Regions from separate parts of the Homo sapiens genome. Here region 1 is linked to region 2. A link is a contact called in ENCODE Hi-C data. All regions are on one chromosome and are shown on one strand. The core of a region is the stretch at or near the end of the contact, and the rest is flanking DNA. Distances in the headings are between cores, read along the strand shown. Region 1 overlaps LOC107985745 (a long non-coding RNA gene). Region 2 holds the start of KIFAP3 (kinesin associated protein 3).

The links. Hi-C counts contacts between places; a loop is a spot of excess contacts on that map. Pooled maps may share reads with other maps.
Region 1: a loop to region 2 is called in a map of B cell, with 5 times the contacts of the local background. The contact joins the enhancer-like site here to the promoter of KIFAP3 in region 2. A Hi-C loop is called at or near these places in 3 of 168 maps with a recorded cell type or tissue (B cell, GM12878 and naive thymus-derived CD4-positive, alpha-beta T cell), 13 of 37 single-sample maps with no recorded cell type and 13 of 50 pooled maps.

Annotation. Positions count from the first base shown.
Region 1 is chr1:169,676,805-169,682,052 of GRCh38, reverse strand. All of the region lies in intron 1 of LOC107985745 (a long non-coding RNA gene), which reads right to left. Among named protein-coding and RNA genes, the nearest start is that of SELL, 32 kb to the left of the region's middle. RefSeq lists an enhancer at 1,319-1,568. Within about 2 kb of position 1,357, at least 5 of the 41 ENCODE cell types and tissues checked have a DNase peak (open chromatin) inside an H3K27ac peak, as active enhancers do; they include B cell and GM12878, where a contact is called at or near this core.
Region 2 is chr1:170,073,257-170,078,631 of GRCh38, reverse strand. KIFAP3 (kinesin associated protein 3) reads left to right here and starts at 3,937. Exons shown (of 20, transcript NM_014970.4): 1 at 3,937-4,196. The coding sequence starts at 4,165. RefSeq lists enhancers at 3,709-4,008, 4,069-4,128.

The sequences.
Region 1 (5,248 bases), core at 108-2,607, 390 kb after region 2:
GTGCTATGGTGAGCATGAAAATTAAGCTCTCTGAGAATTTTGAGAACTCTTAGAGAGGGTTTGCGGCCAGTATTTTTAATTCATTTTATCTGGATTTTAGAGAGATGGTACCTGACATCTGGTTTACATTCCTCATAGCATTTAATCCCCGGCCATAGATGGTATTGTCCTCATTTTAAATTTTAAGAAACTGAAGCTCAGAGATATTAGTTTGTCTAAGTTCATATAGCTAGACAGTGTCTATAGAGTTACTGAATGTCTGTTTAATAGATAACGAAAGGTAGTTTAAAAGAGCTGTGTGTCTAATGCCATAGAGAAAAGGGAATAAAAAATTACTTAGAATAGATTTGGTTTCAAACACTCTTGCTGAAGTGGGTAGTCCAAAAGTAGGCAGCCAGTTCTCAATTCACAACAAAATCACTCTTGAAAGCAATTTTGAGAGAATAAGCTATGTCTCTTGATTTCAGCATCCTCGGAACTGACCCCTATGTCAGGAAGAAAATAGATCAAAATAGTTGTTCAATGACAAAGGACACAGGCATGTTTAGCAAAAAGAGAGGCTTAAGGCATGGGACAGTTGTCTTCAATTAACCAATTAAACATTTGCTGAAAATGTACGACTGCAAGACATACTACCAGGGGCTATGGACACATAAGGGCAGAGTTCCTATCCCTGGGGATCCAGCATCTGGAAGGGGAGGGAAGGTAAACACCCTGAACTGCAAGCTAAGGCTGTGTGTGCTATGGCTATGCTAAGTGTGCAAGCTCAGAGATGCTGCGGCTCAGAGGAGGAAGAGATCACTTGGCAAAGGGCAACAGAATTCAGAGGCAAAATTAGATCCTAGATCAGGTTTAATTAGAAACCAGGAGGAGAGTCTAGTATCTAAGACAAAGGTATTGAAGTTAGAGATGTTGGACAGGTTATACTGCCTTGGCAGAGACCTGGGGATGAAAAAGAGATAGAGTGGCTTTCAACTCTAAAGCTTATAAAGTTTGTACTCTAGTTTCTGGGAAAACTTGAGCAAGAGTGGAACAGGATCACAATGGTATTCTGGGAAGATTAAGGTGTCAGAGGGTTTAGGAGTGGAGATAAACGGAAGCAGGGGAGACCAGTCAGTGAATGTAATTATTCAGGCGTGATGATGAGGGTGGGGCCAGGAAGGTTCAAGTGTAAACCATTGTGAAGGCTTTGGTCTCTGACTAGTTGGGGTCAGGGAGGGGGGGGGTTGGCTGGGAGGAGGTGTAACAAAGTATTCAGAAAGGAAAATATAAAACAACAGTTCTGGCTAAATATGACTTATGCAAATGTTCCATTTTTCAAAGATCTTGTAGGAAAGTCCCTCCTTTGTTATATTTCCTCTGCATGAACTTAGCTGTTTAATTCTTAATATAAGAGAGAGTCAAGGATGTGGCCAAATTGCCTGTGGATTCACAAAGACCAATAGCGGAGACTGGGAATAGGAAAAGCCCCACATCTAAGGCTTTTAAAAATGTAGATTTGAATCAGTTCTGACCCCTTAAAAGAAAGCAATCTGAGTTTAGTTTCAGAAATGCAGTTTTGACCAAGACCCTAACGCAGACTGGCCGACCCTGTCTCAATGTACCAGGAAGTCTCCAAAAATGCCTCTCCACTGGGCTCGCCTTTGACTGTATAATCAGTTTCATGTGGATTTGGAGTAAACAGGCAGAATGTATAGTTGATGATGCACAGACTTGCACAATTGTGCTAATTACTTCTGGAGCATTAAATGAATATTCTAGAGAAATTACTATCCCTTTAGAAAGTATATACCCATAGCAATGGTTTCCAAACTTTTCTATTATGAGGAACACTCATTAAAGTTAAAAAATATTACAGAAGAAAAGTTATATTTTACTACCCGATAATTGAGAAAAATACAGATGTGCATATAGATTAAAACCAAAAAGGATTTCTTGTTCTGAGAAAAGTTAAAGCCTAGAGATTTAAAACCACTGTTCCTATATCCAGCGATATCTTTAAATATCTTTTATCTTCAGTAGAATGTATATTCACTTGCAATTCACATGCAAAAATAGCTACAAGTAACTCAGGGCCATCTTCTCTTGGACTGTAATGGGAGGAGGCTGACTAGATAACATCTAAGATTCCTTCTAGCTCTGATTCTTAAAGACTCTATGACTTAGGTGTCCTTCCCATCCCTTTGAAGTTTGAGAGCAAATTGAGCAACATTGTGGCTTCACTAAGCTCTGTAACTTGGACAAGTTACTTAAACGTTTTATGCCAGTTTTCTCATCGGTAAAATGGTGACAATGAGGGTACATCCCTCATATGGCAGTTATATGGCAGTTGTATAATACATGTAAAGAATTTAGAACAGTGACTGGCAAATAATAAGCACTAAATAAATGACAGCTACTGGTATAATAATGGTAATAGTTATTATTATTATTAATTTCAGAAGACCTGTGCTTGTATCTGGGTTCTAGTATCTAGTAGTAGTGTGCTATTCTAGTACCCTTCTTAGACTTGGGCAAGAGTGGCCCCTACTCAGGACCCATGCTTTAGAAGTCCTCACTCTGACCCTCCTCCAGCACCCTTTCTACTGTGGGAGAAGTTCACAGAATTAAGAAAACCTGTCTTCTGAGGCCTCCCTTATAGACCACACTACTGAAACCGTCCCAAGCTTGCTTCCAGAACTTGTATGGACTTTTCCAGGTTTTCCTGAGGATGGGCTGTGTCTCTGTGTATGCACAAGGGTGTCCCATTTTGTTTAGGGTTTGGACTTGGAGGCTGGGGTGTTCATACATGTATGTGAAAGGTGATTTAGTAAAGAGAAGGTGGGTGGACTGAAGGCTGGGGACCAACTCACTATGTGCCTCCACATTTCAGTGTGGACTCTGAAGCATCAAAGATTTCTAAATTCGAACCCCAGCTCATTAGGAAGGTATGTCTGTCAATATAGAAATTGGAGCACATTTTATTTAGCAGTTTTAAAGCTTGAATTAAAATGCTTAAATATCTAGTTATAGGATATGTGGGCCTTCATTTGTATCTTTGCTTCATTCTTTACAAATAGTAGAGCTAGCTTTTTTTTTAACCCTCAGGCTCCTCATGTGTAAAGTGGAATTAATTATGGCTGCCTCATACAATTGTGGTGAGGATTAAACATGACAACATATAATAGCACCTAGAACAATATATTCAGTAAATTTCTCTTTTTCTCTGGATTACACTTGATTTCATAGACATATGTGTACTTTACTCAACTATTAGCCAATTCTACTACAGATGTAACATGAACAAAAGTAGACCATATAATAGACTATGAAGCAAATGTCAATAAATTTCAATGATGTAGAATCATACAGGTTAACTGTTCTACTTGTTATAAGTTAATAATAAAAAGGTAAATTACTTAAAATCCCAATATGCTTAATAATTTAAAAATATTTAAATAACTCATAAGTTCAAAAGTCACATAGCTCTCACCACAAAAAATGATAAGTATGTGAGATAATGCATACATTAATAAGCTAAATTTAGCCATTCCACAATGTACATATATTTCAAAGCCATATGCTGTGCACAATAAATATACACAATTTTTATTTGTCAATTTAAAAAGTTAGTTTTTAAAAACCAAAAAGAAACTTTAAAGTATTCTAATTGAATAGAAATTAGACAATAGAAATATCAACAATTTGGGGTGCAGCAAAAGAATAACAAGGAAAATTTGTAGTTTTAATGCTTATCCTAAAAAAGCAAAGCAAGCTAAAAATTAAACACCCAACTTAAGAAGTTAGAGAAAAATTGAAAGAATAAACCATAAGGAAGTGGAAAAAAGAAAATAATAAACTTCAGAAGTTAATAGAAACAAGGAATAAGAGAAGATCAAAGAAGATAAAAAAATAGATGAACATCTATGACACTCATCGAGGAAAAAAGAAAAGTGGTATAAATAGACAAAATCTGGAGTACATAAAGAATATCTCTAGAGTAGGTAATTTTTTTAATTAAGAAAACATTAAGAATAACTTAATTAAAATATATTGGGTAATACTCAAAATAGCCAAAACAAATTCCCCAAAAAATTACTTGCCAAGGATTGTTTGCCAAATATTTCATAAGTCTAAAATATCCTTAATTTAAAAACCAGATAAAAATCGGCAAGAAGGAAAAATAGTCCAATCCCATTCACAAATATATGTGAACAAATCTTAAACATAATACTGTATAGCAACCAAATATAGAAGCAAATAAAAAATATAGCCTCATGCTCAGTTTAGGTTTATTTCTGCAATATGAGTGGAATTTACATTAGAAAATTTCTAACCATTAAATCACCATATTAACAGATTAGAGAAGAGAAACCATATAACCACCTCAATATTGCAAAAAGGAATTCACGATTTTTAAAATGGAAAGAAAAAACTTTCAGCAAGCCAGAAGAGGGGATTTCCCTTACTAAAAAGGAGTACCTTCCAAACATTGCAAGAAACATCATATTTAATGGGGAATCGTTTGCAGCTGTGTCTCTATAATCAGGAGTAATTCAATGATGCTGACTGACAATGTTGGCCATGAAAATGCATCACTGGCATCTCCTGTGGGGGAGCAGAGTTGACTGAGTTGACTGAGTTGACTGACAGCCCAGCCCCAGTTGCTACCCCTCTGGATCTAACATGACTTTTTTTTTTTTTTTTTTTTGAGACTGAGTCTCCCTCTGTCGCCCAGGTTGGATTGCAGTGATGCGATCTCGGCTCACTGCAAGCTCCACCTCCCGGGTTCACGCCATTCTCCTGCCTCAGCCTCCCAAGTAGCTGGGACTACAGGCGCCCACCACCACGCCTGGCTTTTTTTTTTTTTTGTATTTTTAGTACAGACGGGGTTTCACCGTGTTAGCCAGGATGGTCTCCATCTCCTGACCTCTTGATCCGCCTGCCTTGGCCTCCCAAAGTGCTGGGATTACAGGCGTGAGCCACCCTGCCAGCCTAAAATTCTACAGCTCTCTGTGTGATTATAGTAATGATCACAACCTGTCACACACATCTTCCTATTGTGTATGACCCTTCTACCAGATGATTAACTCCTGAAAAATCAGTCATGGCCAGATACCTAACTCCTGAAAACTGCTCACAGCTTGTGCACAATACATGTTAGAATTAAATTAAGATCAAAACCTAACCTATTTATGCCTTGCAAATAAGTGTAAAAACATACTAATACAAAACATTTTTACTTATTCCATCAGCCTTCATTACAGTG
Region 2 (5,375 bases), core at 2,688-5,187:
TAACATTTTCTCTTTGTTCTTGTCACCATCTTAATAAATATCATTCAAGGTATTTGCTTATTTCATTTAAGTCATTAAATTTATTAGTATAAAGTTGTTCATAATTTTCAAATTATCATTTTTATACCTGTAGAATCTGAATGATGTCCCTTCTTTCATTTCAGATATTAGTAATTTGTCCTCTTTATCTACTTAACTGTTGATATCTCTGTGCTCAGTTTATCAGTCTGGCAAAAATATAAATTAAAAATGGACAAAAAATTTGAAGAGAATTCAAAAATGGTATAGAAATGGTAATTAAACATATGAAAATATGCTCATACCATTAATAATCAGGGAAATTCAATTAAAATCAAGTGAGATAGCCCTGCACACTTATTAGAATGATGAGAGTAAACAGACAAATTTAAAAAAAAAACAAAATACCAAGTGCTGGAAAGGATGTGACTAAATCTGAACTCATACATTGTTGGTAGAAATGCAGAACGGCATTCATTTTGGAAAACAGTTTGGTGGTTTTGTACAGTCATTCATATATTTACCATACAACTAAGTAAACCTATTCTTAGATAACTGAACAGGAGTAAAGAATACTAACTAACACAAAAATCTGTATGTAAATATTTTTAGTAGCTTTATTCATAGTTGCCAAAAGCTAGAAGCAACTCAAATGTCTTTCAACTGGTGAATGAATAAACTATGGTACATTCATACCATGGAATAGTACTTAACAATAAAAAAAAAAACAGGACCGAAAAACAAAATGGATTGTCTTCAAATGCATTGTGCTAAATGAAAGAAACCAGATTCAAAAGGCTACAGCGCCTATCATTACATTCAGATGACGTTCTGGAAAAGGCAAAATTATAGGAACAGAAAACAGATCAGTATTTACCAGAGCCTGGGGTTGTGGGGATAAGGCGACTCCAAAGGATACAAAGGAATTTTAGAGGATGACAGAACTGCTCTATGATTGTGCAGGTAATTATATGACTTAAGAGTTTTTCAAAACTTAGAGAACTGTAGGCCAAGAAGAATGCATGTTATTGTTTTTAAATTATAGTGCAATTTAAATAAAGCATCATGCTGTATTTAATCTGCCACAATTTTTCACTCAGTATCATGTTTCTAATATTCATCCATGTCATATGTAAAGTTCTAGTTCATCAACTTTCTCTGCTGCATATTATTGTATTGTGTGAATATTTCAAATGTATTCATTCATTCTCCTGCAAAAGTATTTTGTTATTGTCTTTCTGTTTTTCATTTTCTACTAAGCTCAATACTTCTCCAATGATTTTGGAACAATTTTATGAAGTATAGAACTAGGAGTAGAATTGCTGAGATTTAGAGTATGTGCCTATTCAACTTTACAAAATAATCTGACATTTTATTCCCTTGTTTGGCCCCGCCCACATCCTGCTGATTGGTGTTACAGAGTGCTGATTGGTGCATTTACAATCCTTTAGCTAGACACAGGGCGTTGATTGGTGCATTTTTACAGAGTGCTGATTGGTGCGTTTACAATCCTTTAGCTAGACACAGAGCACTAATTGGTGCGTTTGTACAGAGTGCTGATTGGTGCATTTACAATCCTTTAGCTAGACCCAGAGTGCTGATTGGTGCATTTACAACCCTCTAGCTAGACAGAAAAGTTCTCCAAGTCCCCACCCGACCCAGAAGTCCAGCTGGGTTCACCTCTCACTAATGATGCTGTTTGCTTGTCTGTTTAAAATGCTGACAGCTAGATCTCCTCATTGTAAAGTAACATTTCTTTTCCTTTAGAATTATAAAGAAATATGCGGGGTAAAACTTTGCCTCACTTTAAATTATTTTAAAGTAAATTAATAGGGCTTATTTGAATCCATTGTTTATTGGTGCTTGCAAAATAGTAACTATCATTATTTTTCTCCATTCCTACCAGGTATTTTCTGTTAAGAAGAGCTTTTCCTTGTTAAAAGGAGGTGAAATCTGGTTTATTTCCAAAAGCATTAGATTAAATCCTTCTTTCTTTTAATTACCAGCTTTCAGAGTAAAGATCTGATGCAGTAGTTGCCTCCAGTGGAAGTGGGGTTCTTTTTTCCCTGTTTTTCTATGTTGTTGAGTATCATTATGGATTTCTTTTTTTTATTTATTTAATGTCTTAAATCAATCCCAGTAATTCCATTTGATTCCCAAATTGCCTCAAATTCACCAGTGTCCTTTTTACATAATCTTATCTTCTTAGTCTCTGACTATGTCCTTACTGTCAAGCATAAAATGTTCCAGGCTCATCTTGTACTTTTCCTGCCACAGACAGACAGTTTATCTAGTTCAGTCCCAGTTTCAGCTATCTATTTATTGCTCTGGTTTCCAGCTCTCTCTTTCTTTCTGGCCTCTGGGCATTTTCTTTAGGTTTTTTTGTTGTTGTTGTTGCTATTGTTTTTTCAAGCTCAGGTTTGCATTTTTTCAACACCAAAATTTTTATTCAGTGACAACTATGGGCTGAATGCAAAAGTGAACGAAATAAGTTCTCTGAGCTCAAGGAGCTAACTTACATTCCAAAAATCCTTGTTATATTATCTATGCATTTTAATGTATATTTTGGTCTTCCAATTTTACGTATTGTGAAGATTTTAAAGTAATCTAGCCTGCTATATTACCATTAAAGGTGTTATAAATGATAATTTGTAAAATTTTACATTAGTTTGCAGAATTAATATTTAGAAAAACAAAAAATAGGAAGTCCAATGAGGAAGGAATTGCAGTACTCTAGGTATAAAGTGATTAGACTATTGGTAGAAGTAAGAATGTAGAAAAAAACTGGACTACCTGAATATCTTGAAGGAAGAAAAGATAGAATTTTGTAACACTTTAGTAAGAGGGCATGATACAGAGGAAGGAGTCAAAATTAGCTGCAAATTTTCTTCCCTTTCAGAATGAAAGAATGACTATAACATCTACAGAAATAGTGTAGCTGGTGTGAATGGGTGGGAAGATAAAAATATATTTTGTTGGGTAAGGACTGTATTTCTATATTTAATATACCATGCAGTGCCTTAACATGGTGTTTTACACATAACGGATAATCAATAATTGCATCAATGTACTACATTTGAAAAAAGCAGCAGAGCAACTACGTGCACGTCTCAAAGCAACTGGGAAAACAGGACTAGAAGACAGTGAATAAGTGACAAGATTATAGGTGAGCAGGGGGAGTAGAGGTGCTTTCTTTGCATCCCTAGAGCCTGGTTTGGTGTTTGGCACACAGCCAGCCCTCAATTCACATTTACCAAATAAATGAACCTATATCATTTGCATAGACATAATAGCTGAACCCATGGGAATAGATCTTAAACCAGAGAACATGCAGTTAAAAAAGAACCCTTCTTTCCTATGCCCTGCACTGCTAACAATTGCCTGCCTCAGAAGAAGCAATTCTAAACATACCTTGAGTTCAGGATAATTGGTGGAGTTGGAATTTCAGGAACTGTTTTTTGTTGCTGTTGTTTGTTTGTTTGTTTGTTTGTTTTGGTTGGGGGAGGTGTATTCTAGATTTAAGACATCAAAGTGACAGACTTGCCGCCTTCAAAGTTATATCCATTTTGTACAACGGTCAGATTATCTCCATAAGTTAGAGCTTGTAAGTGCAATCAGGGCCATTCAGGCCCCCAAATAGAAACCTCCCTTATTAGCTGGACTGCTGTATAGCATTCGCTAACTAAAAGGTTATCGGATTCCCCTCTCTCCTTTCAAGCTGACCTGACAGCCCTTTCTATTCCCATCCTCAAGGGGGCGGTGACTACGGAGCCACTCCTTATACACGGACGCTCAAAACTGCACCAAAACTTCCCTGCTCGGCTCCCCGGTGCGTCAAACTCTGAGGCCACCGCCTCAGACTGAGCCTGCGCATACAAGAGGTGCAGAGCAAGCGCATGCGTCGTGACGGCCCGGCTTAGGCGACTCTGGGCGGGTCTGGGCCGCTCCAGTGTTTTGGGGCACAGAAGCTGTGGGAGGAGCTGGAGGCTTCACCGTGGTAACCACAGCGCCGCTGCTGCCCCGCCTTGCAGGCCTCAGGACTGTCATCGCCTCTGGGTGTGAGGGTACTTTGGCCACCGTCCCCGGAAATAACCGCGCCTGCCTCTCAAGATACCCCATCCTCTCCACGCCGCTGCCGCTGCCGCCATGCAAGGGGAGGACGCCAGATACCTCAAAAGGTGACGACTCCCCAAGGCTCTGTCCTACCCTCCTTGCCAGGGCCCTGAAGATGTTCTTGGGTTGGCTGTGAGATGTCACTGGGCAACGCTAGTTTAGCAGACGGGATGGGAAGCAGGGAGAGAAGTCACCGAAAGGAGAGGGAAAAGGTGAAGTGGAGAAAAAAGGAGAGCTCTGGGGGGGTTTCAAAGTCCTTTGACCTGACTCGGCGGAGCCCTGACAGCATTGAAAGATGGTTTCTTCGCTACATCACCTTATTCCAGGGGGAGAGGGAGGTAGGGCAAGGTAAACCGCGTCTTTTGTTTTTTTTTTCGCCTCTTCCCAGACTCTCCATTTTCCCATAATAGATAAATCCCATGAGAGCCTGGGAATAAAGTCTGGTGCATCCGCCCTCAGGCCTCAGTTTGGGGTTCATTGCCATGGGCTTTTGAAATGATGAAGGGGAAAGAAGTGGTGGATTCTACTTTTTGGAAGGCTGAATTGAGATGTTGATTTCCAGTCTCTTTCTGCTTTCCGCATCCATGTCATCCATTTGACTCCCATGTATACAACATAATTTTTGTAGGACATTTAGTAATTATTAAGAGGTTTGTTCAGAAGTTTGATGACAATAAAATAGGCCATAATTTCTTTTAAATATAGTATCAGTTACTCAAAAAAATTGTAGTCTGTTGGGATTATTTGGGTGCTGGCAAATACTCAGATCATTCCTGATTTGGAAAAAAAAAAAGATACCTCCCACTGAACCAAGAGTAAGCAGTGATCCAATAGAAAAAAATTTTAATTCAGTACTGATTCAGTAAATACCCTGGAAAAGTCGCATGTATTCCTTTGGGCACGGTTTCCTCATCTGAAAATGGGACAGGCGTTACCTTCTGAGAGATACAAGGACGAAAGATGAAATACTTTTAAAAAATGAAACATGAATGTAAGGTGGTGGTATTATTTCAAGTCATAATACACTTGCAGTGAATATTTTTATTCTGGCTTGGCTGAGCTCTCATCATCACAGAAAGATCTTCCAAGTGTTAGTAGACTCATAGAAGGGATTCAAACAATTGTATAATAAATAAATCAACTCTATTGTCCTGGCAAGACAGGCATATATTGACTGTCTTTTTTATTTTATGTAAATATATCTGAAACTGGCAAATAGCCAGACTTTGTCAGTAAAAATTTTT